Linked DNA regions of Homo sapiens: region 2 is linked to region 1. Evidence: read pairs that join two places in POLR2A ChIA-PET (ENCODE). Cell type or tissue: Panc1. All regions are shown on one strand. Each heading gives the region's core, and the rest is flanking DNA. Links, peaks and the distances in the headings are about the cores only.

The links. ChIA-PET counts read pairs that join two places held together with the same protein. Peaks named below come from ENCODE experiments on the same cell type or tissue, not always from the same donor. Only the 100,000 strongest peaks of a DNase experiment are listed, where the experiment ranks them.
Region 2: POLR2A ChIA-PET joins it to region 1 with 7 read pairs; 3 of 35 experiments call an interaction of 5 or more read pairs at or near these places.

What each region holds. Positions count from the first base shown.
Region 1 is chr20:50,692,973-50,701,362 of GRCh38, forward strand. No RefSeq gene overlaps it. Among named protein-coding and RNA genes, the nearest start is that of RIPOR3, 5.6 kb to the left of the region's middle. RefSeq lists a silencer at 4,255-4,416. In Panc1, for the core only: no CTCF peak of the experiment used is centred there; no DNase peak of the experiment used is centred there; H3K4me3 peaks cover 511 bases; H3K27ac peaks cover 3,906 bases.
Region 2 is chr20:50,617,308-50,621,307 of GRCh38, forward strand. It overlaps RIPOR3 (RIPOR family member 3), which reads right to left. Exons shown (of 22, transcript NM_001290268.2): 3 at 2,679-2,825. It also overlaps the pseudogene RPL36P2. Among named protein-coding and RNA genes, the nearest start is that of MIR1302-5, 4.5 kb to the left of the region's middle. RefSeq lists an enhancer at 1-193. In Panc1, for the core only: no CTCF peak of the experiment used is centred there; no DNase peak of the experiment used is centred there; H3K27ac peaks cover 501 bases.

The DNA of each region.
Region 1 (8,390 bases), core at 1,962-5,961:
TTTTTTTATTTTTAAAAATAAAGATGGTGTCTCACTATGTTGACCAGGCTGGACTCAAACTCTTGGCCTCATGTGATCCTCTCATCTTGTTCTCCTAAAGTGCTAGGATTACAGGCATGAGCCACTGTGTCAGCTTAGCCAGCAGTTTTAAAAGAGCTATGTCTGTATTGAAGAGCAGAGGTGGATCTCCAAGACATATTACTGAGTGAAAAGGGGGTCAGCATGATACATTTGGTAGAATGCTGATTGTGTAACATTCCCCCTTTACACACATAAAATGAAACACTGTGGAAACACTTAGACAGCAAGACAGGCTGGAAGGATGTAAACCAAACTGAGTTGCTACCTCTGGGAAAAGAGTTTGGGAGTGACGCTTTTACCTGTAATCCTTTCATTTCTAAAAGTGAGAATAGATTGGTCTGTTACTTTTGTCCCAGCCATCTTCCTTCTTTTTAAAAAATGTGTTTTATTTTTTATTTAAACGGAGTCTCGCTCTGTTTCCCAGGCTGGAGTGCAGTGGCACGATCTTGGCTCACTGCAACCTCCACCTCCCAGGTTCAAGCAATTCTCCTGCCTCAGCTTCCCAAGTAGCTGGGATTACAGGTGCCTGCCACCACGCCTGGCTAATTTTTGTATTTTTAGTAGAGACTGCTTTTCACCATGTTGGCCAGGCTGGTCTCTAACCCCTGACCTAAAGTGATCTGCCTGTCTTGGCCTCCCAAAGTGCTGGGATTACAGGCATAAGCCACCGCACCCGACCCATCTATCTTCTTTGGGGACATTGCACCCCTATGTGGAGAAAATTTCATCCCAACCGTTTGCTTCCTTGGACTAAAATAATTCTACCATAGGTCAGGTCAGAAATAAACAGCATTCTGCAGGAAGCAGTGGCTCATGCTCCTGTAATCTCAGCACTTTGGGAGCCTGAGGTGAGAGGGCTGCTTGAGGGCAGGAGTTTGAAACCAGCCTGGGCAACATAGTGAGACCCTGTCTCTATTTTTTAAATTAATAAAATAAAATAATAATAATTAAAAGAAAGAAAGAAACAGGCTGAGCATGGGGGCTCACACCTGTAATCCTAGCACTTTCGGAGGCCAAGGCAGACGGATCGCTTAACCTCAAGAGTTCAAGACCAGCCTGGGCAACATGGTGAAACCCCATATTTAATAAAAGTACAAAAAAAAGGCCGGGCGCAGTGGCTCACGCCTGTAATCCCAGCACTTTGGGAGGCCGAGGAGGGCAGATCACCTGAGGTTGGGAGTTCGAGATCAGCCTGGCCAACATGGAGAAACCCTGTCTCTACTAAAAATACAAAATTAGCCGGGAGTGGTGGCACATGCCTGTAATCCCAGCTACTCAGGAGGCTGAGGCAGGAGAATCTCTTGAACCCAGGAGGTGGGGGATGCAGTATGCTGAGATTGCACCATTGCACTCCAGCCTGGGCAACAGGAGCAAAACTCCATCTCAAAAAAAAAAAAAAAAAGTACAAAGCAATAATTAGCTGAGCGTGGTGGCTTTCACCTGTAGCTCCAGCTACTTGAGGGGGCTGAGGTGGGAGGATTGTTTGAGCTCAGGAGGCAGAGTACAGTGGTGCAATCTCAGCTCATTGCAACATCTGCCTCCCGGGTTCAAGCGATTCTCCCCGCTCAGCCTCCTGAACAGCTGGGATTACAGGCACAGTGAGATCCCACCACCATACTCCAACCTAGGTGACAGAGTGAGACCCCGTCCCAAAAAAAAAAACAAAGAACACCCCCAGCCCCCACCAAAAAGAAAGAAAGAAAGAGAAAAGAAAGAAAGAAAGAAAGGAAGGAAGAAAAGAAAGAGAGCGAGAGACAAAAAAGAAAAGAAAAGAAAAAAATGAAAGGAAGGAAATAAGGAAGAAAGAGCAATCCTTAGGGGTGAACCCAGAAATTCTGCAAACATTCTAGTTTGAATCACCTCCGGTTAGATGTCCAGACCCATGAGCCAACAGTGACTTATTCCAGAGTGAAATTCCTTCAGGGTAGGAGAGCCATCGAGTTAGTTTGTAGTGGGCTGAAGTCTCCTGGAAATGAGGTCGGCAGATATATATTGGAAAGCAAAGATTTGGTTTCAGGAAGCAATATCACCTACTCTAACTAATAAAACACAAAAACCACTTTGAAGCATTTTCAAGGAATGAATATGAACAAGTTCAGACATTATGCAAAGGGCAGTTGAGAAAGCCATTTCATTTCAGCCACTTCCCACCCCCTCACTGACTAAATATATGGCCACATGCATCTCACCGACAGGACGGGCAAATAAATGGCCCTTGTGTTCATGACAAGGAGCTGTGGATAGAATTCTGCAGTGTGCTCTTTTCTGTCCATCACTTGTTAAACGCCTGCCAGCTTTGGGAAAACAGCTAGGGGAGTTACTAGACAAGACAAATGATATTCCCCACAGCCCCCCATCCCCCACAACCACCACCAATCAGGGCACCCAGCCCTGACCCCATCTTCCAGGGCAGAAGGAAGCTCCAGGTTTGGAGCCCGGCAGCCTCAGGTCTGGGTTTCCAGCCTTCTTCGGATGTGGCACAGCCAGACCTTTCAGTGTTTCTCAAAGTGGGCCTCCCGAAGGGGTGCCACCCAAGCTGACTTTAGATGACACACAGACTGGGCACTAAACACTGAATCTCATAGTGAGAAAGCCATTTCCCTCCTATGACCATGCTGGTTCAATGCCATTTGGCCGGGAGAAAGTCTCAGCTTGAGCTAGCCTGTCTTTAACACCTAACATTGGCCAATCTCCCTTTTTAACAAAGAGAAAGCCGGCCCCACGCTTAGGTCATTCCACTGCTAACAGCATCTAGCTAGAACTGTGTTTGGCAATTGATCATGGTTTTCCATGAACATTCTATTTTTTTGGTGTTGTTTTTTTTCCAGTTTAAAAGTGAATCCACCAGATAAGGGAAAAGCTAACAAAATCCTAATAAAGTATAAAGTTAAATTAACAATAGTGTAACTATAATGGTTCATTGGTCTTGACAAATGTACCATAGTAATGTACGATGAACAGTTAAGAAAAACAATAAGAAATCCGTAGAGGGTGGATAGAGCCCTCTGTACTATCTTTGCAACTTTTTTGTAAATCTAAAACTATTCTGAAATAGAAAGCTTATTTAAGCCTGGTTGCAGTGGCCCACCCCTGTAATCCCAGCACTTTGGGAGACCGAGGCAGGTGGATCACCTAAGGTCAGGAGTTCAAGACCAACCTGGCCAACATGGTGAAACCCCCATCTCTACTTAAAATACAATACTTAGTCGGGTGTGATGGCGCGGGCCCAGCTACTTGGGAGGTTGAGGCAGAATTGCTTGAGCCTGGGAGGCAGAGGTTGCAGTGAGCCAATATCGTGCCACTGCACTCCAGCCTGGGTGACACAGCAAGACTCCCTCTCAAAAAAAAAAATAAAAGAAAGAAAGAAAGCTTATTTAAGTACCTTTAGTGCCCCCTACCATAAATCTATGTTTTTTTTTAAGTGTATATATGGAGAGAAATAAAGAGAAAGCAAATTGTAAGCTAGGCGAGGTGGCTCACACTTGTAATACCAGCACTTTGGGAGACCAAGGGAGGCTCTCTTGAGTCCCTGGAGTTTGAGACCAGCCTGGGCAAAATGGAAAAACCCTGCCTCTATTAAAAAAAAAAATACAAAAACTTAGGTGTAGTTCCAGCTACTTAGGAGGCTGAGGTGGGAGGATCAGTTGAACCTGGGAGGTTGAGGCTGCAGTGAGCCATGATTGTGCCACTGCACTCCAGCTTGGGCAGTGTCTGTGCAGGGTCTGCTGGGCAACGGAGCAAGACCCTGTCTCAAAAAAAAAAAAAAAAGAAGAAAGAAAAGAAAAAGCAAATTGTGGCAAAAATGTTAACAATTGGTGAATCTAGCTAAGGGGCTATATGGATGTTTTTCACACTATTCTTTCAATTTTCCTGTAGGTTTGAAATTTGTCAAAATGAAAAATTGTAGGGGGAGGACGTTAATCAATTTAAATACAAATATTAAGTACATAAGAGCCCAGGTTGCAAATGAATATGGCCAAAGTTGTGAAGGTGGGACCTGAGTTGGTGGCATTTGGTGGACCCTAGGCTACAAGATAGCCTGGCAAATAGCAGGGACAACTGAAATGATTTTTTTTTTTTTTAAAGAGACAGGGTCCTTGAACTCCTGGCTCAAGTAATTCTCTCATCTCAGCCTCCTGAATAGCTGGGACTACAGGCTGAAACCACCGTGCCTGGCTAATTTTAAATATACATATATATATATACAGAGAGAGAGAAAGAGAAAGAGAAAGAGAGAGAGAGAGAGACGGAGTCTCGCTGTTGTCGGCCCGGGCTGGGGTGCAATGGTGAGATCTTGGCTCACTGCAACCTCCACCTCCCAGGTTCCAGCAATTCTCCTGCCTCAGTCTCCTAAGTAGCTGAGATTACAGGCGTCTGCCACCAGGCCCAGCCATTTTTTGTATTTTTAGTAGAGATGGGGTTTCACCGTGTTGGCCAAGCTGGCTTCGAACTCCTGACCTCAGGTGATCCACCTGCCTCGGCCTCCCAAAGTGCTGGGATTACAGACGTGAGCCACTGCACCCGGCCTTCTTTTTATTTTTTTGAGACAGAATCTCGCTCTGTCACCCAGGCTGAAGTGCAGTGGTGAGATCTTGGCTCACTGCAATCTCTGCCTCCCAGGTTCAAGTGATTCTCCTGCCTCAGCCTCCTGAGTAGCAGGGATTACAGGCGTCCACCACCACACCCGGCTTTTAGTAGAGACGGGGTTTTGCCATGTTGGCTAGGCTGGTCTTGAACTTCTGACCCCAGGTGATCCACCTGCCTCAGCCTCCCAAAATGTTGGGATTACAGGCATGAGCCACCCCGGCCGGACTATATATATATTTTAGAGATGAAGTCTCACCATGTTGCCCAAGTTGGTCTCAAACTCCTGGCCTCAAGTGATCCTTCTGCCTCGGCCTCCCAAAGTGCTGGGATTACAGGTGGTGCCTGGCCTGGGATGATATTAAACGACCTCGCAAGTCCCTGAGCACCCACACCCACTCTCCATTACCCCAGAAGCTTCACCATCCATGAGGGTTCCCCCACATAGGTGTCCTTGGAGAGTGCAGAGGGCATTTCAAGAGCTCAAAGCATCTGTAAGCCTTGTAGTGAGTCGAGGGACCAACTTTCATCTCCCACCCCTTGACAACCAGAGAGTCCCTCTCCCTCTCCCAAGCCTCCACATGCATACACTCTCCAAATGCTGCAGCATTTCTCACACTGTCAAATGATTTCTGCACCTCTATTCATCCTAGAGCATTCTCATCCTGTTAAGAGGGCAGGAATATTCATCCCAGAGTCTAGAACAAGGAAGAAATACTCAAGAGTGGCCAACACCTGTAATCCCAGCACTTTGGGAAGCCAAGGCAGGAAGATTACTTGAGCCCAGGAGTTTGAGACCAGCCTGGGCAACATAGCAAGACCCCCATCTCAACAAATACTTTTTAAAAATTAGCCGGGCAGCCAAGCACGGTGGCTCACACCTGTAATTCCAGCACTTTGGGAGGCCGAGGCAGGCAGATCATGTGAGGTCGGGAGTTCGAGGCCAGCCTGGTTAACATGGTGAAACCCCGTTTCTACTAAAAATACAAAAACTTAGCTGGGGTGGTGGCACGCACCTGTAATCCCAGTTACTCGGGAGGCTGAGGCAGAATTGCTTGAACCTGGGAGGCAGAGGTTGCAGTGAGCCGAGATCGTGCCACTGCACTCCAGTTTGGACAACATGAGGGAAACTCCATCTCAAAAAAAAAAAAAAAAAAAAAAAATTAGCCAGGCATGGTGGCACGTGCCTATGGTCCCAGCTACTCAGGAGGCTGAAGTGAGAGAATCTTGAGCCTGAGGAGTGGAGCCTGCAGTGAGCTGTGATGGAACCATGCACTGTAGCCTGGGTGACGGCAAAACCCCGTCTCAAAAAAAATTTTTTAAAGGAAGAAATACTCCAGTGGGAGACAGACATATAAATAAGGACCCACGGCCAGGTGTAGTGTCTCACACCTGTAATCCCAGCACTTTGGGAGGCTGAGGCGGGTGGATCATTTGAGGTCAGGAGTTCAAGACCAGCCTGGCCAACATGGTGAAACCCTGTCTCTACTTAAAAAAATATAAAAATTAGCCGGGCAGTGGTGGTGTGCGCCTGTAATCCCAGCTACTGGGAGGCTGGGGCAGGAGAATCGCTTGAAACCAGGAGGCGAAGGTTGCAGTGAGCCGAGATCACGCCACTGCACTCCAGTCTGGACAACAGAGTGAGACCCTGTCTCAAAAAAAAAAGAAAAAAAATAGGGACCCACAAAACCAAGTGCTCAGTGCAGGGGCAGAGCAGTAGAGGCAGGGGGATGGACCTCTGCCTTTGAGGACCAAGGGGGTATCGCAGGAAATTATGTCAACAGGGTCTTGAAGGATGAGAAAACAGAAAGCTTCCCCGATCTTTCTAGATTGATACTCTGACCTGGCCCTCAAGGGAGGGCCATGCCCGGCAGCTTAAGGGTCCTGCAGAGCCTTTTGGTCTCTGACCCCAAATCCACTGGAACAATCTCAGTCCTTTTAAGGTGCCAGCCTCTCTCCTGTGTCCTGTGGTTCCCCCAGCCTGGATCTCTGTAGGTCCCACCCACCTTGCCTTTCACCTGGTTAATACCTTAACTCAACCCGCTGGAATCCAGCTAAGGAGTCTCAATCTCCCACAGCCTTCTCCAAGCCCCCACTCTGGGCACAGTGCTCCTCTACCAAGCATCCTGGCTGCCCCATCAGGGCAGAACTGGGTGAGCACATGGACCCTGGAGTTCCATCCTGGCTTCTCCGCTTCTGAGCTGCATGACTTTGGGCAAGTAACTTGGCCTCTCTGGGCCTCCATTTCCTCATCTGTAAAATGGGGATGACAACAGTGCCGCATTGCGCTGCTGTGAGCATTAGGTGAAATAATACTTGGCTTCTCGATGTGTATACAGACCAGCAGATTGGGCATCCCCTGGGAGGTTGCTGGTGCAGCATCCCAGGCCCCACCCCGGAACTACAGAACCAGATTCTGCAATTTTTTTTTTTTTTTTTGGAGACAGAGTCTGACTCTGTTGCCCAGGCTAGAATGCAGTGGTGCGATCTCAGCTCACTGCAACCCTCTGCCTCCCAGCTTCAAGCAATTCTCCTGTCTCAGCTCTCAAGGAGTAGCTGGGATTACAGGCACATGCCACCATGCCTGGCTAATTTTTTTGTATTTTTAGTAGAGACAGAGTTTCACCATGTTGGTTAGGCTGGTCTCAAACTCCTGACCTCAGGTGATCTGCCCGCCTCAGCCTCCCAAAGTGCTGGGATTAAAGGCATGAGCCGCTGTGCCCGACGTCTGCATTTTCTCAGGATCTCTAAGTGATTCACATACATGTTAAATGTGACAAGCACTGAAACATTATATGTAAAATACTGAGACTGCCTGACACATACTTGGCTCCTATTAAATGTATGTTGTTGTTATCATCATCATCATCATCATCCCACAGTATTGCCTGTTTTCTCATCCTCCTCCACCTGAGAGGAAAGACCACAGAGGGAGCATTTAAGCCAGCCCTAGTCAGAGGAGAATCACCAATCCCAGTGGTCTGAACATGAATGCCTGCAAACCTTGCCACCAAGGGCTACAGTACTCTGTGTCACGACTGCCATGGGCACCACGGCATCCTTGTGCCTAGAGTGGAGGGGGAGCTTGATAAACGCTGCGTGATTTTAAGTCATTTGTCTAATTCACATGGAAAAGCCAGACTGGAACCAGGCAACATCACTCTTGGCTGAGCCCTTTTGGACTCATTACTTCCCAATGCTCAAGCATCCTTTGGATGAAGAGCAGAGACAGAGCCTGAGTTTGGGGAGAGGATTAGGGGATGGTGCTTAACAGAAGGAAGAGTCTCCAAACCTATTCTACTTGGTAAAATCCATCATTTGCCTAAGGATAATGGCACAAAAATTCTCCCCCATGATCAACCCCATCTACCTTCTGCCCTGATGAGAATGGTCAGATTGCTGGAGTCTTTCTGGAGATAAATATTCTAATCCATCACTACTAGGCGTCTCCGCTACTCTCATCTTCACCCATCCTGAGCCTCATTTCAGGCCCCTTTGATCCCATGTGACTAATCTATCAGATAGAAGTCGGTTCTGTGGAGCTGGTGAGGCCTTTGGAATGACAAGCTCTCCCTCTGGCCTCAACAAGGACCGTAAACCTTGGTTCAGCCGAGGAATGAATCTGCCCTGAAATCTGGGGGCCTTATCAGTTTTGGAGATTAGCAAAGGCCGAGTCCTGACCTGAAAGAAAATCCCAGACACTCGCCACACTCCCTTTGGGACTC
Region 2 (4,000 bases), core at 1-4,000, 78 kb before region 1:
TATTGAGCTCTCTGGGAAGAAGGGGCTGCCTTGGCCCCAGACAAGTCTCAAACATGTGGTCCTTAAAGGACACAGAATCTGTCCTTCAGAAACATGCTCTATCGTCCATGCACATCCCAGCTCCCACTCTGCACAATCCCAGCTTGCTGCAGCCTCCACCTCTACAGGATTTTGCCATATTCCCATGCTGGTCTTGAACTCCTAGGCTCAAGGAATCTGCCTGCCTCGGCCCCCCAAAGTGCTGGGATTACAGGGTAGCCACCGCTGTGCCCAGCCAAGGATGTCTATTTTGAAAACCATTTCATTCTAAGGTGGTTTCCCTTTTTTTTTTTTTTTTTTTTTGAGTCTTGCTCTGTCTCCTAGGCTGGAGTGCAATAACGCGATCTTGGCTCACCACAACCCCCACCTCCCGGGTTCAAGTGATTCTCCTGCCTCAGCCTCCCGAGTAGCTGGGATTGCAGGCATGCCCCACCACGCCGGCTAATTTTGTATTTTTAGTAGAGACGGGGTTTCACCATGTTGGCCACGCTGGTCTCAAACTCCTGAATTCGTGATCCGCCTGCCTCCGCCTCCCAAAGTGCTAAGATTACAGGCCCACTGCGTCTGGCCTGGTTTCAACTTTTACTTGACTCTGGTTCCTCTTTGGGGTGCCCCATCTATAAATAAGAGATGTAGGGGCTGGGCGTGGTGGCTTATGCCTGTAATCCCAGCACTTTGGGAAGCCAAAGCAGGTGGATCACAAGGTCAGGAGTTCAAGACCATCCTGACCAATATGGTGAAACCACGTTCTATTAAAAATACAAAAACAAATTAGCCGGGCGTGGTGGCAGATGCCTGTAGTCCCAGCTCCTCAGAAGTCTGAGGCAGGAGAATAGCTTGAACCCAGGAGGCAGAGGTTGCGGTGAGCTGAGTGAGATCACACCACCGCACTCCAGCCTGGGTGACAGAGTGAGACTCCGTCTCAAAAAAAAAAAAAAAAAAAAAAAAAAAAAAAGGCGTAAGTAGGAGAGAATTTAGGGTCTAAGTACCACTATATCTGGGGAAAATCACTCCAGAAACCACTCTTTGGCCCACAGGGCCCCCTGTCATCTGGTCCCCATTGCCCCATAACCTCATCCTCTTTCCTTTGGCTCTAGCCACGCTGGCCTCCTTGCTGCGCCCCAGGGCCTTTGTGTATGTGGCTACCCTGGCCTGGAATGTTCTTTTCCCCTTCAGGAGTGTGCTCCAATGTCACCTTCTTAGCAAGGCCTTCCTTCCAACTGCCCAACTTAAAATGAACCCTCCCTGCCTCTGCCTGCTTACCCTGGCCTGTTTTCCTCTGTGGCCCTTACTACCATCTGATATTCTCTGTACTTTTCTTTTCTGTATTGTGTATTGTCTGTCTCTCCCCCACTAGGAGTCAGCTCCACAGGAGGTAGGGATTTTGTGTGTTTAGTTTACTTCTGTCCCCTGGCCTGGCACTCTGTAAGCCCAATAAATATTTGTGGGCTGGGCACAGTGGCTTATGTCTGTAATCCCAGCACTTTGGGAGGCCAAGGCAGGCAGATCACTTGAGTCAGGAGTTCAAGACCAGCCTGGCCAACATGGCGAAACCCAGTCTCTACTAAAAATACAAAATATTGGCTGGGCGCGGTAGCTCACACCTGTAATCTCAGCACTCTGGGAGGCCGAGATGGACAGATCACCTGAGGTCAGGAGTTCGAGACCAGCCTGGCCAACGTGGTGAAACCCTATCTCTACTAAAAATACAAAAAATTAGCCAGGCGTGGTGGCAGGTGCCTGTAATCCCAGCTACTCGGTAGGCTGAGGCAAGAGCTACTCTCAGCCTCTGCTTTCTCATCTGTAAAATAAGGAGGCTATGCCAGGTGCAGTGGCTCACGCTTGAACCCAGGAGGCGGAGGTTGCAGTGAGCTGAGATCACACCATTGCACTCCAGCCTGGGCAACAAGAGCAAAACTCCGTCTCAAAAAAAGAAAAAAAAAAATTAGCCAGGTGTGATGGTGCGTACCTGCAGTCCCAGCTAGTTGGGAGGCTGAGGCAGGAGAATTGCTTGAACCCAAGAGGCAGAGGTTGCAGTGAGCTGAGATTGTGCCACTGCACTTGAGCCTGGGCAACAGAGCGAGACTCCATCTCAAAAAAAAAAAAAAAAAAAATTTGTGGAGTGACTCATCCTTCTTGTGCAGGCCTCGGCCCAGCTCATCAGTTGGTCTCTGAGCAAGTCTGTCCTTCACTCAAACACCCACCGCCCTGACCTCTTGCGTGTGTGGGCTCACAGTGCAGGCTCCTACTGTGGGGCCTTTGCCCACACTGTTGCCTGTCTGCCGAGGCCCTCGACGCACTGTCTCTCTGTTACCTTTCTTCATTGCACTCAGCACAGGTGGAAGTTCTATGATTGATTGCATTGCTTCTTGATTGATTGCATTGAATCTGCCCCTCTGCAGTGCGTGCTCCACAAGATCAGAGTCCTCCTGCCTTAGTCACTGCCAGGTTTCCAGTGCCCAAGGACCGGGCTGAGCACGCGGCTGCACCCTGACATACTTGCTTACTAAACGAATGACCAGGAACTTAACCTGTCACCTCTTGTAGACAAGACCCATCCACGCTTCCCCAGGAAGAGACAGAGAGGAGGCGAGGTAGAGGAATGCACTTCTTAAAGGCAGCACACAGCCCAGCCTTACTTGAGGCCTCTTTTCAATGCTTCGAAGATCTTCTTCACCTGCTGGGGCTTCGGGTCTGCACAGACCGACCCCTTCCGCAGCGTGCCGTACATCTTGGAGGATTTTGCAGGCATTCGCGATCTCACGGAGTTCCTGTTGATGGACTTTCTGTGAGAAGGGTTGGAGGGCAAGAGAAGTCAGAGAAGGGCCCTGACAAAGCCCTCCCCAGGGGCAGGCACTTTGGAAATAGTGACCAGAGCCACAGGGAGTCAGGAGACCCGGCTCAGTCCCACCCCCATCACCACCAAGCAGTGTGGTTTCCAGAAAGTTATGGAGCCTCTCTGGGTCTCTGCTTTCTCATCTGTAAAATTAGGATCCTGGGCCAGGTGCGGTGGCTCACACTTGTAATCCCAGCACTTCGGGAAGCTGAGGTGGGTGGATCACCTGAGATCAGGGGTTCAAGACCAGTCTGGCCAACATGGCGAAACCCTGTCTCTACTAAAAATACAAAAATTAGCCGGATGTGGTGGTACGTGCCTGTAATCCCACTTACTCCGGAGGCTGAGGCACAAGAATCGCTTGAACCCGGGAGGTGGAGGTTTCAGTGAGCCGAGATTGCATCACTGCACTCCAACCTGGGTGACAGAGTGAGACTCAGTCTTAAAAATAAATAAATAAATAAATAAATAAATAAATAAATAAATAAATAAATAAAAATAAGGAGCCTAGATTTGAGGATTAAAAGAAGAGTAATAAAGCTTTTCCACCATGGCTGCCACTGGAGAGCAGCAGCCATGGCTCTGCGCTACCCTATGGCCATGGGCCTCAACAAGGGCCACAAGGTGACCAAGAACGTGAGCAAGCCCAGGCACAGCCGCTGCAGTGGGTGTCTGACCAAATACACTGAGTTTGTGCGGGACATGATCCGGGAGGTGTGTGGCTTTGCCCTGTACAAGCAGCATGCTATGGAGTTACTGAAGGTCTCCAAGGACAAACAGGCCCTCAAGTTCATCAAGGAAAGGGTGGGGACACACATCCACGCCAAGAGGAAGCAGGAGGAGCCGAGCCAATGTCCTGGCCGCCATGAGGAAAGCCACTGCCAGGAAAGACTGAGCCCCCTCCCCTGCCCTCTCCCGGAAATATAGAACAGCTTGACAAAAAAAAAAAAAAGAACAGTAATAAAAATCTGGTATCAGAAATGAACTTACAGGAAGAAATACAGTCAAGTAGCCCAAATGCCAATGCTCTCTGATCACCATGCTCTGCCTGTGCAGGCAATGCCGTGTGGGAGGCCAAGTCATAGTCCTGTGCTTTACCCTTGGGGCAGCATCTGTTGGCTTTAC